Regions from separate parts of the Homo sapiens genome. Here region 1 is linked to region 2. A link is a loop called in an ENCODE intact Hi-C map of the cell type or tissue named here. Cell type or tissue: ovary. All regions are shown on one strand. Each heading gives the region's core, and the rest is flanking DNA. Links, peaks and the distances in the headings are about the cores only.

Region 1 (10,217 bases), core at 1,106-9,105, 650 kb after region 2:
TGGGATATAGGCCAGGGTGCAAGCCAAGCAGAGCCTGCTGGGTCGAGCCTGTAGAGTGAGCCCAGCAGGCTCAAGTGAGGTCCTGGACAGAGTTCATGGCAGCCAAAGAGATTTCCAGGTGGCAAAGTAGCACCGAAGGAATCCTATAACACTGAAACCCTCCTTCCTGCTCGCTAAGCAATGGGGGAGAAAAAAAACTGCTGGGCACCATTCCCTTCCACCTGCTGAACTACAAAGGCCACAACACAAGGACAGCACAAGAAAACTACAGACCAAGAAAAACCTCATGATTTTATCAATTAGTACAGAAAAAAATGTTTGATAAAAATTAACGGTAGGGAGGGACCAAGATGGCCAGATAGAAGCAGCTCCCATCTGCAGCTCCAAGCTGGACCAACAGAGAAGGTGGGTGATTTCTGCATTTCCAACTGAGGTACCCAGTTCATCTCACTGGGACTGGCTGGGTGGTGGGCGCAACCCATGGAAAGAGAGCAGAAGCAGGGTGGGGTGTCACTTCACCCAGAAAGTGCACAGACCAGGGAAACCTCCCTCCCCCAGCCAAGGGAAGTGGTGAGGGACTGTGCCACCAACCAGGGGTACTATGCTTTTCCCACAATTTTTTCCAATCCATGGATCAGGAGATTCCCTTGTGGCGAGGTTCCAGAGAAATAGGAACGCTTTTACACTGTTGGTGGGAATGTAAATTAGTTCAACCATTGTGGAAGACAGTGTGGTGATTCCTCAAAGATTTAGAACCAGAAATACCATTTGATCCAGCAATTCCATTACTGGGTATATACCCAGAGGAATGGAAATCATTCTATTTTAAAGGTACATGCACACGTATGTTCATTGAAGCACTACTCACAATAACAAAGACATGGAGTCAACCCAAATGCCCATCAATGATAGGCTGGATAAAGAAAATATGATACATATACACCATAGAATACTATGCAGCCATAAAAAGGAATGAGATCATATCTTTTGCAGGCACGTGGATGAATCTGGAAGCCGTTATCCTCAGCAAACTAATGCAGGAACAGAAAACCAAACATCACATGTTCTCACTTATAAGTGAGAGCTGAAAAATGAAAATACACGGACACAGGGAGGGGAACAACATTTACTGGGGACTTCTTGGGGAGGGCAGGGGTGGGAGATCATTAGAGAAAAGAGCTGATACATACTGGGCTTAATACCTAGGTAATGGGTTGATAGGTGCAGCAAACCACTATGACGCATGTTTACCTATGTAACAAACCTGCACATCCTGCACATGTACCCCGGAACTTAATTTTAAAAAAAGAAAAAAAATTAACCAGTTACAGCCTGAGTGTGGTGGCTCACATCTGCAGTCCCAGCACTTTGGGAGGCCAAAGTGGGAGGATTACTTGAGGCCAGGAGTTCAAGTCAAGCCTGGCCAACATAGTGAGATTCCCTCTCTACAAAGAAATTTAAAAATAAGCCAGACATTGTGGTGTGCACCTGCTACTAGGTAGGCTTTTGTTGGAAGATTGCTTGAGCCCAGAAGTTCAAGGCTGTAGTGAATTATGATCACACCACTGCACTCTAGCCTGGGCAACAGAGCCTGTCTCTTAAAAAAAGAGTTAACCATATATGATTAAGAAAAAACATATAGCTAACATCATACTTATTGGTGAAAAACACATGCTTTTCATCTAAACTCAGATATAAAACAAGGATGTCAGCTGGGCATGGTGGCTCATGCCTGTAATCCCAACTCTTTGGGAGGCCAAGGTAGGAGGATTGCTTCAAGCCAAGAGTTCAAGACCAGCCTGGGCAACATAGTAATACTCTGTCTCTATGCAAAATTTTAAAATGAGCCAGGTATGATGGCATATGCCTGTAGTCCCAGCTATTTGGGAGGCTGAGGTGGGAGGAGCGCTTGGACCCAGGAGTTTGAGGTTGCAGTAAGCCATGATCATACCACTGCACTCCAGCCTAGGCAACAGAACAAGACTCTCTCTAAAAGTAAAAATTAAAGTAAATTTTTAAAAGGACGTTCATTGGTAAAATAAAGTAAGAGAAATGCATATAGGCCCTTCTATAACTGAGTATCTTAGCTATAAAATGCATTTCTGAACTTTTTTGTCTAAACTCAGAATATGGGCTTGAAATGTACTTTGAAACTCTTTGTTTCTCTCCCCTTTCTACCAGACACTCCCTTGCACCATACACACTTATCTAACCATCTCCTTGTTTAAAAGTTCCAGGGACTAATCTTGAAACAAACCAGGCATGGAGGCCTTGGGAAATCCATCTTTTTAGGGGAGTCCATAAACAATTAGTTCACCACCACCAGACTGAAGTCAAGATAACACCAACAAGACCTCTGAATAGATGATTATTCAAGATAGCCATCAGAACAAGGCATGCAGAGCTGCACCCTGCAACACTCCTACATGATTCTCACAGCAAGTTTCTCTTTTGAAACTCCCTCAGTCAGCCCAAAAGTTTGAGATGATCTCTTTGTGACTTGAGCTCAGCTATCTCCCTCACTGATGGCATTTGAAATAAAGGTTACTTTTCTTTTACCATGCATTGCTTCTTGTGTTTTTAGCTTGATAGGTGGTGAGCAGCTGGACCTGAGTTTGGTTACACTTCTAGAACTAATAAGTGAATTGAGCTTTGTACAGGATACAATATCAACACACAAAAGTCAATTTTATTTCTGTTTACTGACAATGAGCAATTGGAAATTAAAATTAAGAAATAAAATTCCATTTAAAATTGCTCCCTCCAAATTGCAACACTTAGGTATGATTCTAACAAAACATGTAAAGGGTGTTTATACTAAAAACTACAAAATGCTGTGTTTAAAAAAAAAAAAAAAGAAGAAGAAGAGGAAGAAGAAGAACAAGCGGCCGGGCGCGGTGGCTCACACCTGTAATCCCAGCACTTTGGGAGGCCGAGGCGGGCAGATCATGAGGTCAGGAGATCGAGACCATCCTGGCTAACACGGTGAAACCCTGTCTCTACTAAAAATACAAAAAATTAGCCAGGCGTGGTGGCAGGCACCTGTGGTCCCAGCTACTTGGGAGGCTGAGGCAGAAGAATGGCATGAACCCGGGAGGTGGAGCTTGCAGTGAGTCGAGATCGCGCCACTGCACTCAAGCCTGGGTGAGAGAATAAGACTCCGTCTCAAGAAAAAAAAAAAAAAAAAACGCTGAATGAGAGATATGCTATGTTCATAGATTGGAAAAAAACATAATAAATGTTTTCATTTCAATCAAAATCATTGCAGGATCTTTTTAAGTATAGACAAGCTGATTCTTGAATTTATATAGAAAGGCAAAGGAATGAGAATAACCAAAACTATTCTGAAGAAGCATAAAGTTGATAGAATCATACTATCTGACTTTCAGACTTACTATAAAACTACCATAATCATGACTTGGTTGTTCTGACCAAGGGAAAAATATACAAATCAATGAAGTAGGATAGAGAGCCTAGAAATAGACTTACACAAATATAATCAACTTATTTTTGACACAGGTGAAAAGACAATTCAATGGTGTAATAGCAGTCTTTTCAAAAAATAGTGTTGAAACAACTGAACATTATGGGCAAAAGAACAAAATGAAAATCCAAACAAAACTTTATCCAAAATGGATCATAGATATGAATATAGAACCATAACACTTTTAGAAGAAAATATAGGAGAAAAATCTTCCTAACCTGGGGTTAGGCAAACTTGAACCAAAAGCACAATCCATAAAAGAATAAGTTGATAATTTGTTTCAGAAAAATTGAAAATGTTTGGGCAGGCGCAGTAGCTCACACCTATAATCCCAGCACTTCGGGAGGCCAAGGTAGGAGGATTGCTTGTGCCCCGGAGTTCAAGACCAGCCTGAGCAATTGAGCAGCATGGTGAGACTCCATCTCTGCCAAAAAATAAAAAAGTAAAAAATTAGCTGAGCATGGTGGCATGTGCCTGTGGGCCCAGCTACTCAGGAGGCTGAGATAGGAGGATCCCTTGAGCCTAGGAGGTCAAGGCTGCAGTGAGCCATGTTGGTGCCACTGTGCTCCAGCTTGGGCAACAGAGTGAGACCCTGTCTCCTCCACCAAAAAAAAAAAAAAATTGAAAATTTTTGTTTTGTCAGAATAGAAAAGAGAAACTATGAACTGGGAGAAAAATATTCGTAAATCACATATCCAACCAAGAACTTGTTTTCAGAATATAAAAACAACTCTCATAACACAATGGTGAGAAAACAAACAACCTAGTTCTTTAAAATGTGGGAAAAACTTGAATAGATATGTAGATATGTCACCAAAGAGAACACATGGCGGCACATGAAAAGAGTTCAATAGCATAAATCACTAAGGAAATGCAAATTAACACCATAATGAGCTGTCAGTATTCACCTCCTAAAATGGCTAAAATTAAAAATTCTGACAATATCAATATCCAGCAAGGATGTGGAGTAACTAAACTTTCATACATTGGTAGTGGGTATGCAAAATGGTACAGCCTCTATGGAAAACAATTTGGTAATTTCTTACAAAGGTAAATATACAACTACATTATGGGTACATTATGACCCAACAATCCCTCTCCTGTGTATTTGCCCTAGACTAATTAAAACTTAACATTTGCACAAAAACTTGTATAGCAGCTTTATTCACAATCACCAGAAACTGGAAACCACCCAAGTGTCTTTCAACAGTTGAATGGATAAATAATGCTGTGGTATATCTGTGTAGTGCAATACTACCCAGTAGTGAGAAGAATAAACTACTGACACAGGCAACAACCTCCATGAATACATGGTGATTTTGCTAAGTGAAAGAAGGCAGACTCAAAAGGTTACATATTACATGTTTCCATTTATATGGTACTCTGGAGAAGATAATATGATAGGAAGAAAAGATCAGTGGTTGCCCAGGGTTCATTTTGGGAAGGCTGTGACTGTAAAATACTAGCATAGGAGTTTGATTTTTGGGGGGCAGGGGTTGAGAGATGGTAATGGAATCATTCTGTATCCTGATTTTGGTGGTGGTTACACAAATCTATATGTAGTGAATCTCACAGAATTCTACTGCATAGGAAAAAAGTAACTTTTCCTAAGTTTTTTTCTAAAAAAGGATGAGGTGGATATTTCTCTTGATTGAACAATACAGTGTAAAATATTGAGTACACACCACACCTGGGTGTGGGTGTACTTACAGAAATTTTGGAAGGATACACAGTACAGTGGAAGACTTTTGTATTCTTTATACATTTCTTTACTTGAATCTTATTTTTTACCATCTTTTTTATTGTGGTAAAATATACAATAACATAAAATTTACCTTGTTAATCATTCTTAAGTGTACAATTTAGTGGCATTAAGTACACTAACATTGTTGTGCAGTCGTCACCACCATCCATATTCAGAATTTTTATGTCTTCTGAAAGTGAAACTGTGGATCCATTAAACAATAACTCCCCATTTCTTCTTTTCCCAGCCAAACACCATTCTACTTTGTCTTTCTGATTTTGACTACACATTTAAGTGGAACATACAATATGTGTCCTTTTGTAACTGGCTTATTTCACTTAATATAATCTTATCAAAGTTTTTTCATTTATGTTGAAGCATGTGTCAGAATATCACTTTTTTAAAGCTAAATACTATTCCATTGAATGCATATAACACATTTAGGATGTTATTTAAACCCATGCAGTAAGCCCAACTTAGTAGAACCAGTCTGCCACCTTGTGGAATTTTAACACAACTTCAAATTTTACAAATTGAGAAGATGACTAATTTAGAAATGATGCTACTAGTGTTCAATTACTAGCTATTTTTTTGGTGTAAATTTAAAGAACTAGTTTTATTTAACATAACTGTGCAAGAAGTATGTGAAGAGAAACTCAAATGCTGCTGATGGGCCAAAATATTTGAGTACATGTAAAGTTATTTCCTATTCTTGGATAGGAGGAATGGACTACAAACATGAATTAAGTGGTCATGGAGAAAGACGCAAATGGCTTTTTATCATATAAAAGCTTACATATTACAGGATTTCAATCTCACTCATACAAGAAAATGCAATTTAAAAATTGTCTACAAAAAATTGTAGACAAAACAAATTTATCTCCAAAAACGTTGTAGACAAAAAATTATCTACAACATGGATGAACCTTGAAAACATATGCTAAGTGGGAAAAGCCAGATACAAAAGAATAGATATCACAGTTGTCCTTTATTTATTTATTTATTTATTTATTTATTTATTTATTTATTTATTTTTGAGACGGAGTTTCGCTGTTTCGCTCTTGTTGCCCAGGCTGGAGCGCAATGGCATGATCTCGGCTCACTGCAACCTCCGCCTCCCGGGTTCAAGTGACTTTCCTGCCTCAGCCTCCTGAGTAGCCGGGATTACAGGCACTCACCACCACGCCCAGCTAATTTTTACTCCCACTTCATCTTAGCCGAAAACATTTGGCAAATGGGAAGAGATTATGAAGTAAGAAAAAATAGCATTTACTAAGGTCTACTATAGTCCTCTACATAATTCTACCCAATCCTCATAACAGCCTTACTATATAGGCCTTATTAGTTTCATATTGCAGATGACTAAAACGAAGTTTGGAGAGGTTAATTGGTTTGGTTAAAGTCCTAGAGCTAGTTGATGCCACAGAAGAAACTTAAACTCCTGTCTACGGTCTCCAAAGTTGAAAATTTGGGAGTTCAAGTTTGGCATCTTTACTTTTCCTTTTTTTTAAACAAGGTCTCACTCTGTTGTCCAGGCTAGCGTGCAGGTGGCACAATCATAGCTCACTACAACCTCAAACTCCTAGACTCAATTAATCCTCCCACATCAGCCTTCTGAGTAGCTGGGACTACAGGTGCACGCCACCATGCCGGTTTTATTTATTTATGTATATATTAGTAGAGATGAGACCTTGCTATGTTGCCCAAGCTGGGCCTTCCTGCCTTCCTTCCTTCTTTCCTTCCTTCCTTTCTTTGTTCTTTTATTGGGGACATCCTTTCTTAAAAGAGATTTTGCAGTCGGATGTCTGATGTCCTTTTTCTCCATTTCCTATGAGATGTGTGATTCCACTGTTAGAGATACAGCACATATCCTGAGCTACGAGGGGTTGGCTGACTGTAGATTTTCTTCTTCGCAGGAAAAGTACAAGGTTCTGGATAGGGAGGCATGAAGTGGCTGATATGCCTGCCAAACAGGCTAGGCTTGCTGGGCTGCACCATAAAATGCCAGGGTTTGAACAAAGGAGAAACATCCTACTATTCCAGAATTTGGCTGGAACATCCCCTGATCATTTTAGAGAAACACTGCCAAAGGAGCATGCTCATGGATGTGAGACAAAAGTCACAATGGATCCAAAAACTATTCATTCAACAAGTACTTATTGAGCCCCTACTATAACCAGACACTGTTCTGTGCAGTGTTTGTTAATTAGAAAAATAGACCCAAATCCTTGCTCTCATTGAACGTTTATTCTAGTAAGAATAGGCAGAGAGGCTGGGGTCAGTAGCTCACTCCTGTAATCCCAGCACTTTGGGGAGGCAGAGGTAGGAGGATTGCTTGAGGCCAGGAGTTCAAGACCAGCCTGGTCAACATAGCGAGACCCTGTCTTTACAAAAAAAATAAAAAAAAGAATAGGCGGACAAGAAGTAAGTTAAATAGATAAACAATGTAGTGTGCTAGAAAGATATTTTACAAAAAAAAAAAAATGTTGGGCCGGGCACAGTGGCTCACGCCTGTAATCCCGGCACTTTAGGAGGCTGAGGTGGGAGGATCGCTTGAGGTCAGGAGTTTGAAACCAGCCTGGCCAATGTGACAAAATCCTGTCTCTACTAAAAATACAAAAATTAGGTGGACATAGTGGCATGTGTTTGTAATCCCAGCTACTGAGGAGGCTGAGGCATGAGAGTCACTCGAACCCGGGAGGCGGAGGCTGCAGTGAGCCAAGATCATGCCACTGTGCTCCAGCCTAGGTGACAGAGCAAGACTCTGTCAAAAAAAAAAAAAAAAAAAAACAGAAAGAAAGAAAAGGAAAAAAAGAAAGAAAGAAGAAGAAACCACGTGATTTTTCTGTTCAACGCTTTGCAACAACTTCCCATCTCACTTATGCAAAGTAAAAGCCAAAATCCTGGCAGTGGTTTATAAGACCCTATTTGATCATTGTTCTCTCCTCACGCCCCATCTTACTGTCTCCTACTCCTCTCCTCTTTGATCACCCACTCCAGCCACAGGAGTTCTCCGTGCTGCTCCTGAGCCACCCCAGGCACCTTCCTGTCCTAGGGCCTTTGTATTGGCCATTCGCTCTTTGAACACCCCGAAATAGCTGCACGGGTCACATGTCCCCTCCCTCAGATCTCAGAGTGGCACCTTAGTAAGCCTGTTCCTAGTGAACCAAAATCCCAACAGCCATATTCCTTCCTCGACATTACTTTTCCACATGGCACATAGCACAACTAACACACCATATTATGCTTTCACCTGGTTCACTCTTCACTTCCACAGAAGCTCTGACGGAGACACAGATTTTTGTTTGTTTTATTCATTGCCCTATCCCTAGTGCCTGGCTTATATTAGGTGTTCAGTATGTCAATGCCTTCCAGCCAAAGACCACCAGGAACATACCTGTAATTGAACAAGTTGAGTTTTTGGCTTGTTGTCATGAAAGAGAATGTACAAGAGGGGGAACCATGGAATGGCTTGGTATGTTAGCAAGGAGGATTTGGGCTTAAGTTAGGTGATTTGGCAGAGGTTTCAAGGAAGTGAGGTTTTGCTCTGAATTGAATGATGCCAGGAAGCAGGAATAATTATCTGATTGGGTATTTTAATAAATTTTTTTTTAGAAGGGGGAAGAAGAGAGCAAGGCTAAGGATATAATTGGTAAAGAAGCAGCAGTTATATTAGCAGGAAGAGGAGGCTATTTTTGTGGTTTACACAGTGACTTTATTTTTTCCTGTTCTTGGATAAAATTTATGAAGTGGTCTTGTTTTTGTTTGGTTTGGTTTTTGTCTCACTTTACCGAGGTCATAGAGTGCCCTTGTCTGATGTAGGTGCTCTGTGAGATTGTTTATGTTCATCAGAAGAATACCATGACCTGTCTGTGATGCCAGATGAGCTCCTAACACCACAGAGGGCCAGGTGATAGAGCCAGGCCAACTGCACATGTCAGTGGTTGCTTTTCTCCTTTTCAAGTATGTATTTGTTAAATGATTGAGTGAATGATTATAATGGTAGTCTTCATAAACCTAAAAGGCTATCATGTGGAAGTAAAGTTAGGCTAATTTTATAAGAATTCAGAGAATAGAATTGGAACAATGGGTCCAGGCATGGGTGGCTCATGCCTGTAATCCCAGCACTTTAGGAGACCAAAGCAGGTGGATCACTTGAAGCCAAGAGTTTTAGACCAGCCTGGCCAACATGGTGAAACCCCATCTCTACTAAAAATACAACAATTAGCCGGGTGTGGTGGCACATGCCTGTAATTCCAGCTACTCAGAAGGCTGAGGCACGAAAATCACTTGAACCCAGGAGGCAAAGGTTGCGGTGAGTCAAGATCGTGCCACGGCACTCCAGCCTGGGTGACAGAGCAAGAATGTCTCAAAAAAAAAAAAAAAAAAAAAAGGATTGAGACACTGGGTAAAGTCAGACAGTCAGCAAGCTTCAGCTTACCATAAAAACTTTTTAAAAATGAGCCCCCCACCCCTGCAGGGAGATAAGTGTCAATTGCTTGAATTCTTTACAGAATCTGGAGGGGACATTGTAGAAGTGATTAAGGCACCACACGGAGTGCTAGAGCTAGATGTGATGGCCTCAGATTTCCTGAAGTTCTAGGAAGATCTGCCAATGCTTCCTTGGCCTTTCAGGGTGCTTCCTATGAAGATCTGAGCAAGAATCAGTCACTGGCTATCCTAAGATAAGGAAGAAGTTGTCCAGGCCTTTAGGATTTCGCAGAAGAGAAGTGAAGACAGATGTAGAAGCAAATATCTGCAGTGCAGTTCTTCAGGGCAGTTTTGAAGAAGTAGTTGCCACTGGGGCCAATTTTGCCCATATAAGACATTTGGTGATGTGTGGAGACATTTTTTATTGTCACAAGGAGTGAGGAGTTTGCTACTTACAAATAGTTAACAGAGGCCAGGTTGCTGCGAAGCATCCTCTAATGCACAGGACCACTTCCCACATCAAAGAATGATCTCTGGCAAAATCAGTCCAGGTTAAGC
Region 2 (10,217 bases), core at 938-8,937:
ACCAAGGCAATCCTAAGCAAAAAGAACAAAGCTGGAGGCATCACACTACCCAACTTTACAATATAGGGCTACAGTAATTGCGACAGCATAGTACTAGTACAGAAACAGGCACATAGACCAATGGAACAGAATAGAAAGCCCAGAAATAAGGTCACACACCTATGACCATCTGATCTTTGACAAAGCTGACAAAACAAGCAATGGGGAAAAGACTCTCTATTCAATAAATGGTGCTGGGATAACTGGCTAGTCAAATGTTGAAGATTGGACACTTTCCTTACACCATATACAAAAGTCATCTCTAGATGGATTAAAGACTTAAATGTAAAACCCAAAACTATAAAAACCCTGGGAGACAACCTAGGCAATACCATCCTGGACATAGGAACAGGCTGACAAAGCAATCACAGCGAAATTTACCAAAAGCAATCACAATGAAAGCAAAAATTGACAAATGGGATCTAATTAAATTTAAGAAGTTCTGCACAGCAAAAGAAACTATCAACAGAGTAAACAGATAACCTATAGAGTGGGCGAAAATTTTTGCACACTATGCATCTGACAAAGGTCTAATGTCGAGCATCTTTAAGGAACTTTAATTTACAAGAGAAAAATGAACAACCCCACTAAAAGTGGGCAAAGGACATGAACAGACACTTCTTTTTTTGAGATGGAGTCTTCCTCTGTCTCCCAGGCTGGAGTGTAGTGGCACTGTCTCGGCTCACTGCAAGCTCCACCTCCCAGGTCATGCCATTCTCCTGTCTTAGCCTCCTGAGTAGCTGGGACTACAGGTGCCCACCACCATGCTCAGCTAATTTTTTGTATTTTTAGTAGAGACAGGGTTTCACCGTGTTAGCCAGGATGATCTTGATCTCCTGACCTCGTGATCCACCCACCTTGGCCCCCCAAAATGCTGGGATTACAGGCGTGAGCCACCATGCCCGGCCCCGAACAGACACTTTTTAAAAGAAGACATACATGTGACCAACAAGAATATGGAAAAAAAAAAGGCTCAACATCACTGATCATCAGAGAAATGCAAATCTAAACCACAATGAGATACCATCTCACATCAGTGAAAATGGTTATAATTAAAAAGTCAAAAAATAACAGATGTTGGTGAAGTTGTGGAAAAAAAGGAACACTTATACTCGGTTGGAGGGAGTGTAAATTAATTCAACCATTGTGGAAAGCAGTATGGTGATTCTTCAAAGAGCTAAAAGCAGAACTTCCATTCGACCCAGCAATCCCATTACTGGGTATATATATACCAAGAGGAATATAAATCATTCTACCAGAAAGACACATGCACACGAATGTTCATTGTAGCACTAATCACAACAGCAAAGACATGAAATCAACCTCAATGCCCATCAATAACAGATTGGATAAAAAAATGTGGTACATATACACCACGAAACACTATACATCCATAAGAAAGAACACGATCATGTCTTTTGTGGGAACATGGATGGAGCTGGAGGCCATTATCCTTAGCAAACCAACACGGGAACAGAAAACCAAATATCACATGTTCTCATTTATAAATGGGAGCTAAATGATGAGAACTTATGAACACAAAGAAGGAAACAACAGACACTGGACATGAAGGTGGAGGGTGGAAGGAGGGAGAGGAGCAGAAAAGATAACTATCGGATACTGGGCTTAGTACCTGGGTGATGAAATAATCTGTACAACAAACCCCCATGACATGAGTTTACCTATGTTAACAAACCTTCACATGTATCCCTGAACCTAAAATAAAAGTTAAAACAAATGCAGGTTTGAACATCCAAAACAAAATTTTCTTAGCCAGGAAACAGTTTCAAAAAGTAGGTTTTACCCAAAGAGACACCTTTTGAAACTTTTTGATCTGACATCAAAATATAAGTATTTAGGCAGGCTCATTTGCATGACTAAGATGATCCCTCTGGTTACCAGCTGTAAGGCCCTGAATAGGGTCCTTTCTGTGCCTCAGTTTCCCAATGTGTTAAGTTTAAAAAAAAAAAAATCACAGCCATCCTCAGCTATGATCCTGAGGACTGTTGGTGGGAGGGGGAAGGAAAAATGAGGCACAGTCCTTGGGGCTCTCAGTCCTCCATCTCAATTTCAACAAGAGAGTCCTGCTTTAATCAGTTCTACATACAGCGCTCCAGCTAAAGACTTCATTTGAACACAGGGTTCTACGGTTTAGATACTTTGGACTGGCCACTTCCGGGTACCACCTCCCTTTAGCCACGCCCCTTTTACTACCCACACCAAAACCACAGTGAACTTCTGGCTCCTCCTGGTCATCCCCAGTAGGATGTGGACAGGTGAGGCGGGAGCAGCCATCATCTGGGTGACCAGCTTACCAAGGAGAATGGGATAATCAGAGCAAATACTTTATAGCTTAAGAAATAGACACACCACCAAACTGAGTTTTTAATCTGTCTGGGATAAAATGGTTAACATAACCAAGCTCAACAGCTTTATAAGACATTCATAAAATTACTCCAGTTTCATGACGTTCCAAATAATAGTTGGTTCTCTCTCCGTGTGTGTGTGTGTGTGTGTGTGTGTGTGTGTGTGTTGTGTGTGTGTGTGTGTGCGCGTGCGTGTATTTTAAATGGGGAATTGCTTGCATCATACAAAGCATGGAGGGCCAAACCAGCTCACATTCCCTGCCTCTTTGATTTCAGTAAGAAATCTGACAAAATATCCTAAAAGTTCCCTTGAGGAAGGAAGGACAGCCAGAAGGTCTAGATAGATAGTCAGGGAGATTTATAGTTGAACAATTAAATTCCAAAAGAACTGACTGACGGATAGTTGTCAACCTGGAGGGAAGATTCTGCTTCTTATTTTTGTCCCGTCCAACTTTAAAAACTACTTGCCATTTTCTCAGTGGTCTGAATGGAGACCCAGGGAGTATGAATATCAAAGCAGAAACTGACACAAGCTGGGAGAGGGTTCATGTGCAGATAAAAGTATCAGGTTTTAAAAAGTTCTGTATAGGCTTAAGGAAGGTGAAAGAAGGAGATGAGGAAAGAAAGGAAAGGCAGGGAGGGAGGGAGGAAGGAAGAATGGGTGAGGGTCCCTCAACCGTGTTCTGTGACAAAGCAAAGGAGAAGAGAGTGGTAGCACATGGTAGGAAAGGCCCTGGCCTGGGAAGATAGAAGATCCAGGTTCTAGTCTTCGGGCTACCACTGCTTTCTGGTGGCACGGCCCTGGACAGCCATGGGCTGTTCCAGACCCCATTCTCCTTGTGGGCACAACAAGGTCTGACACATCACTGCTGTGTCTCCAGGGTCCTCTTGGATCCTGTGACTCTGAGGAGGGCTGGTCCAGAGGACAGTGCTGTGATGGAGCTTGGACCTCCCTCAGGTAGGCTGTGGCATAGCTAAGCAGCTGTTGGAGGATCTGTTACTGGAAGGTCCTCCGAAGGCCAGCTGCAGATCAGGTAAAGGAGGAACTTTTCTAACAAAGAGAGCTGCCTTGAAAGGGAGTGTCCTCTCTATAGGTGAAATTCTTCCAGCAGACCCAGAGATGCAGGGTTCAATTTGTTAGAAATCTTACAGACGCAGTTCCTGATAGGTAGGATTTTTGGATCAAATTATTTCTGAGATTCCTTCCAACTTTGAGGTTTGATGGCATTATATTATTGTGTAAGAAAAATTAATTATCCATGAAACTGTTAAACATCTGTATCATCAGTGTACTTGCTATGTACCAAGAATGTACAAAAAATCTGTAAATTTAACCATCGGCTCTTAATTTCCAGTACAAATTTTTCAATATGCCATTGTACTGATATTTCTATAAGTTCCTCAATCCACTTACCTGTTGATTATCCTTCTATGGACAATCTTTAAAATTATAATTCGCTCTGCACAGTCTTTCAGGAACTCTGACATCCGTTGTTTTAAAACTGGTTTCATTTCATGTTTTGCAATTGCCTTGAGGTGATCCCATGAAGCTTTGCATCTTCTCTCCATCTGACATAAATTATCCTGAAGTTGATCAAAGTCAACCTGAAAATCAGAGCGAGAACACTGCAAACACTGAAACCGCCGGACACCAGCCTGAACTGAGAGACAAAACTGCCTCTGGGGAGAAACAAACATCAAAACGAAATTCACATTTTGAAATGCAAACATATTTACAGCCTAAAAATTATTCACATGTGTATCTGTCATTATCTTGACATCACATTATTTAGTGATAAAACTGTTCTCCAAATGAACTTAATACATGTGTTACCTTTTTTGGCCATATTTAGAAATAAATCTTTGGGAACTGTAAATTAAAACATGATATCAAGGAACCCTAGTACAAGATGAACTAAGAAGATGTCTCATAAATTTTTTTCAGAGCACTCTTATTCTTCAGCGATAATATTTCTCTTAAAGTTGAGAAATGCACCCTAGTCCTATGAAGATGGCTCTGCTATGCTGGGGACCAACTAATGGGCAGCCAGCTTCTCTTCGTGATGATCTCCTTTATAATGTGAGTGACAAGTTGTTTTATTCACCTGCCCACTCACTCATTCCACCAACACTCATGGAGAAACTAGCATACACCAGTCTCTAAGCCAGGCATTGAACATAAACACAAATGCTGAATAAGACAACTTCCTGTTCTCAAGGAGGCTAACTGTACCCACAGGTGATTCCCAAACTCTGAAGGACACACAGACCCCACCAGGCTCGTGTGTGTGCCTGTGTGTGGGTGAGGGTTGCCAGCAGATGCACATCACACATGCAAGGGACAGATGTAACAGAGTGCTGGCTGTGTATTCAGGGACGTGCAGACAGGCTGGATTGCCTGAAGGAGACTGAGATGAGGTTTTCTAAGGTGATGATTTTATAGAATTTCCAGACTAAAAATTACATAAATCAGAGAGATTTTTAGTCATGAAAAAAATACATCAGAGGGCCACATTTAACAAAGGGATGGGGAAAGAAATTGTGAAGGACAGGAGCGGAGGAAGAAATAGGTAAGTGGGTGTGCTGAAAGGAGGGGACTGAGGTGGATGGAAAGTAGCTAAGATGGGAAAGGCTGTGTCCAGCAAGCAAAAGTCAGAGCAGCAGGAGGTGCGCGGGGTTGAGCACGAGGTGCGTGGAGGGTGTGGCGGGGATGAGCGGGAGGTACACGGGGGTCAGCAGGAAGTGAGCGGAGGGTGCAGGTGGGGGGATGAGTGGCAGGTGCATGGAGGGTGTGGCGGGGGGTGAGCGGGAGGTGCACAGAGGGTACGGGGTCGGGAGGGGCTGAGCGGGAGATGCGTGGAGGTGAGCAGGGGCGCGGAGGTAAGCCGTTGCTACTTAGGGGCCACTGACAGAGGCAACGAGCAGGGCCTTCTGAAGCCCACAGGGGACTTGCTGGAGTGACTTCAGACCTCCAGGCCCACCCTTAGAAGGACAATGAAGGGGAAAGAGTTCGCAAAGGTGGATTCTGTGAGGATCTGTGGCACCAACAGGATAAAGACACGCAGTGTCGTGTCTGGTGTGAGGCAGGGAGGCATGCAAGACACCGTATGTACTGGGCTTCCTGATGCTATTGCATCAGAAAGAGAAGGCGAGTTTAGGCAAAGCCCTGGGATTCAGGTATGCAGGGTTTCATGGCACTTTGGGGAAAATGATTTGTCTGAAACCAAAGGAATCCTGAGTCCAGATAGGAAAGGCTTCGCTTTCTCATGATACAATGAGGCTTAGAAAAAAATTCTGATAGGCCAGTTCAGGGTCCCCTGCTCGGTGCACCTGGCAGAGGCCAGCCTGTGGCTCTGGAGGTAGGTGGAGGAGGCTCTCGGCCACCAGGTCCCCACAAGCCAGGGCTGTGGCAGAAGGCAGACAGAGAGGGAGGGCCCCTTGAAGCAGGCCTCAGCAGCCAACCCACATCCTTCCCCACCTTTGCCCACCACTCTCTCTCTTCCTCTCATGCTGGATTCCAACACACCCCAGTACTTCCAGCTCTCATGCTCCAGCCAGGAGTGTTTCTAGAAGGTTCCTTCACACTAGCCTGGTTGCTGTGCCCTATTTAAGGGTATTTTCCACCCCTGCCCTCTCCCCTAGCGAGTTTCCTGTGCTCCTAAGACCTTCACATCTCCCAGTTCTGGTGTGTTTGGGATCCCTCTAGGAGTTGGTCAGCCTCAGTGACCCCCTGCACTAGAGGCAGCCAGGTGTCCACATACTGTGACTGTCTCTTTTCTAATGAAGCATAAGTTCATGAAGATATTAACTCTGCACTCGCTTTAAGAGCTTGCAGCTGAGGGCCAAGGCCATATACTGTTTACAGCTCTATAAAAATGTTCCCTCTGGGCAAGATCATAGGGACTGCCTATCTGTGGGGAGCAGGAGCCGGGAGGGCCCTGTTTTCTGGCTCCACACCTCACTGCAAGGTCCTATGGACATCTCAGGAAGAGCCAAATTGCATCTTTTTGACATGGTTGCCACCTAAGACAAGCTGTGCTGTTTCAGCGTTCTGGAGAATCCACCCTGGTGAGTAACACTGCCTAACAGTGGACGCAGGGTTTAGGAATGGGATGGCAGGCTTGCCTTGCATACCTTAGTAGGAAAGAATCTGACTGAGAACCAGAGATAGGAAAAAGATCTTAAAAGTTCATTAGAAATGCCACAAAACAAATCATATTCATAAACTCCAGAGCAGAGAATGCAGGCAGCACTTGGGCATTTTACTTAATAGGGCTCGTGTTCCTCGAGGATGACCGATAAAGATCCCGTGGCTGCAGCGAGACCAGGCCCACTCCTCAGCGTCCACAGACATACCTTGGCTGACCTGGTGATGGCCCCGATCTCCGAGTACAGATCGGAGCTGTCTGGGAAGTTTTCTACCACCATGGTGCACACATGGTGGAGAAGCGACTGCTTGTGCACTGTGTCTTTGACTTCTGGAACCTTCTCGAGGTAGCTTAACTCAAACGCTTTGGCCTGTTTTGCAAACATCAATAAAAGACATGTTTCAAGCAGGCTCTTAGAGAATAGCACAGGATGGTTAGGATCAATTCTTGGCTGCAGTCACCCAACATTCAGTTTCTCTGTGGCTGAAGCTCCTGGGGCCACATGCTCCATGATCCATGGCTGATCACACATGGGCCAGCCACCCTGAGAATGAGGGAGCCTCTAGCCCTTTCCCACCACAGCCATGAGCCATGTCCCAGGGCTCACCCCTAAATCAGGGTGCTGTGGGGCTGGGCTCTGACATCTGCCTATCTACTTCTTCCTCCCTTTGCCTGTTGTTGTCTACTTCCTGGACAAAGCTGAGCCAATTTTAAAAAGTTGCGTTTCTTAATAGCTAATGCATGCTGGGCTTAATACCTAGGTGATGGGTTGATAGGGGCAGCAAACTACCAGGGCACATGTTTACCAATGTAACAAACCTGTATATCTTGCAAATGTACCCCAGAACTTAAAAAAAAGATTTTTAAACAGTTGTTTTTCTTTAAGCATCAAAATGCTTATAAGCATGAGTATTTGAGTGATAAGCTCAGAAAAAAAATGGGGCAGAAGGAAGTTTTCCAATGTCAAGTTTGAGAGTAGTTACACTTCATAAAGAATCATGTGTGTGTTTTTCTGTTTTCTTATTTATAGCAAGACACAGATTGAAATAAATCGGCCCTGATATCTTTTTTTTTTTTTTTTTTTTTTTTTTTTGAGACAGAGTCTTGCTCTGTCACCCAGGCTGGAGTGCAGTGGTGAGATCTCAGCTCACTGCAACCTCTGCTTCCCGGGTTCAAGCGATTCTCCTGCCTCAGCATTCCGAGTAGCTGGAACTACAGGTGCGTGCTGCCATGCCTGGCTAATTTTTTGTATTTTTAGTAGAGACAGGGTTTCACCGTGTTAGCCAGGATGGCTCGATCTCCTGACCTCGTGATCCACCCGCGTCAGCCTCACAAAGTCCTGGGATTACAGGTGTGAGCCACCGCGCCCGGCCTAGGCCCTGATATCTTAAGAACAAATTCCTTCTAGATTTTCAGCAAGAAGACACAAAAGTCATTTGTTCCACTGTGCTTTGGGGAACCTGAGGTACAACCTTCATCAGCAATTGCTGGGCAGGGATTTTGTGACAAGGGGGGGCTACAGGATGAGGGATGGGGATGACTTACATTAGTTCCATTTAGAAAGTTCCCAATGGCTAAGAGAGTAGACAGGATAAAGCCCAAGGTTTTATTGTTCTCCAACTGGTCTATTCCTTCCTTCAGGTCCAGGAGTGGTTCTGCTACTTCCTTTCAGTTAAAAAAAAATTAGACAATAAAGAGTGTACAATTTGGGTTTACTTTGTTCTTCTGACTTTTTGTATAAGGGAATAACACACGGTGTTCTCCCCAGCACAAGGCAATCCCCCGCGATGGGCATTGCTCCTAGGTATGGAAACGTGTGGCAGGGAGAGCCTCTACTCCCCAGACCCTGCAGTGGAGACCAAAAGGACCTTGTGCTGGGGTGACAAGGGCTCTGGACTCCCCATTTCTGCCTTAGGGAATGCCCTCCTCTTACTCTCCTTTCTGGCTGTGGCTGACTCCTCGGACACTCTTCCTTCTCATCTTCCTTCGGCTTCTAGACCACAGTCTTCTTCTTTGCTTTTTGTCCTTCCAGGCAGATTGGCAATGAAAGTTGTGCGCTCGATGTCCCTGAACTGCCCCAGGCCTCCTCCTCCCCTCAAGGCACTCCACGGCTAGCCACCTGGCAGCCTGGGCTGCTCACTAGAAGGCTACTGCCCTCTACCCCACTGCTTTCATGATCACCCTCCCTCAGACCTCCAGCCTGCTCTGTAGCCTCATGGCCTCCATCTCCCCCACCCTCACTGCTGTTATTCTGTGGCCCCCACTCCTTTGTCTTGACTGAGGCTCTCCCCCAGCCTATATCCCAAAGCCAGGAAATCCAGCTTCAGTTTCTCCAGCCCAGGTCTTGCCAGGCTGACCCAGTGATCTGTTTTCTCCCTGATGTTACCTCCCTTGGCTAAAAAAAGTCACCTGAGCATGCTGTCTGGTCTTGTGACCCAGTCATAGCAGTCACCTCAGCAATCCCTAGGTGTCTTCCTCTCTGCTTGACTTCCTGATGAATTCAAATACTGTAGTTCCCTTCTAAAGTCCCCCAAACCCACCACCATCTGGCCCTCAGTACAGGACCTTGCTCCTTCCTTTGCCAGAAGATGGAGACCACACAGCCTCCCCACTTGGCTTTATTTTTTTTAGAGATGGAGGTCTCACTCTGTTGCCCAGGCTAGAGTACAGTAAGGTGATTATAGCCTACTGCAGCCTTGAACTCCTGGCCCCAAGTGATCCTCCTGCCACAGCCTCCTGAGTAGCTGGGACTACAAGTACATGCCACAACACCTGGCTAAGTTTTTAAAATTTCTGTAGAGACAGGGTCTCACTATGATGCCCAGGTTGGTCTTGAACTCCAGGCTTCAAGCCATCCTCCTGCCTCAGCCTCCCAAAGTGCTGGGATTACAGGTGTGAGCCACTGCACCTGGCTCACCTGGGCTATAGAATCTCTCTTCTGCAGACTTCCTCTCAACTAAGATCCCACACAGTTCACTTTCCATCTCCTCCTTTTCTTCTACACTGGCTCCTTCTGTTCAGCCTGCGAAAAACTCCCACTGCCCTATTCCAGAGAGGATGCCCATGTCCTCTGCTTTCTACTCAGGAGGAGCCTCCTCAAGCTTTCTCCATTAAGGCCCATTTCCTTCTGTTCCCCTCCCAAACTCTTGCAATAGGCAACATAAAAAGACCTGCTAATTGCCACAATCACTGGCAGTTTAGGTGATTATCATCACGTGGAAGGATTATAGGAAATTTTCTATATTGTGCTTTTCTGTATTTTCCATATTTTCTACAATGAGAATATAGGATCTGAAAAAAAAATGTAATTGTTTTGTTTTGTAATCAGTGACCTGGTGCCCACAATCTAGTGTCTGAGGCTGGCACCAGGCAGACACTTTAGAATCAGCCTTCATTGGCCAGCTGCTGATCACTTGGTGTACACACGACCTCCTCATTGTCAATTCACCCTCCGTACCCTATGCCAAGAATGATATTTCACTGCCTTAGTACTGATCAATGAAAAACTGCCTTTCTCAACACTGTGGATGTGGGATCAGCGGCCTCTCTTACAGAGAGCTTACCTTTTCTGTAGTTTCATAATCCATTTTGAATGCCCAGAGGTGAAGTCGTGCAGAGAGCTCGCTGATGGAGGACAGGGTGAGGAGGAACTGCTCTGCACTGC

Evidence for each region. A loop is a pair of places that touch in the nucleus more often than their neighbours do. Peaks named below come from ENCODE experiments on the same cell type or tissue, not always from the same donor. Only the 100,000 strongest peaks of a DNase experiment are listed, where the experiment ranks them.
Region 1: it touches region 2 in a loop (3-fold over the local background); 20 of 110 quality-filtered maps call a loop at or near these places.

What each region holds. Positions count from the first base shown.
Region 1 is chr18:36,091,620-36,101,836 of GRCh38, reverse strand. No RefSeq gene overlaps it. Among named protein-coding and RNA genes, the nearest start is that of RPRD1A, 29 kb to the right of the region's middle. RefSeq lists a silencer at 2,860-3,020. In ovary, for the core only: a CTCF peak has its summit at 5,719 (motif pointing left); no DNase peak of the experiment used is centred there.
Region 2 is chr18:36,740,738-36,750,954 of GRCh38, reverse strand. It overlaps FHOD3 (formin homology 2 domain containing 3), which reads right to left. Exons shown (of 29, transcript NM_001281740.3): 21 at 10,117-10,217; 22 at 8,099-8,218; 23 at 6,762-6,923; 24 at 3,820-4,010. Among named protein-coding and RNA genes, the nearest start is that of TPGS2, 83 kb to the left of the region's middle. In ovary, for the core only: no CTCF peak of the experiment used is centred there; a DNase peak (open chromatin) is centred at 5,213.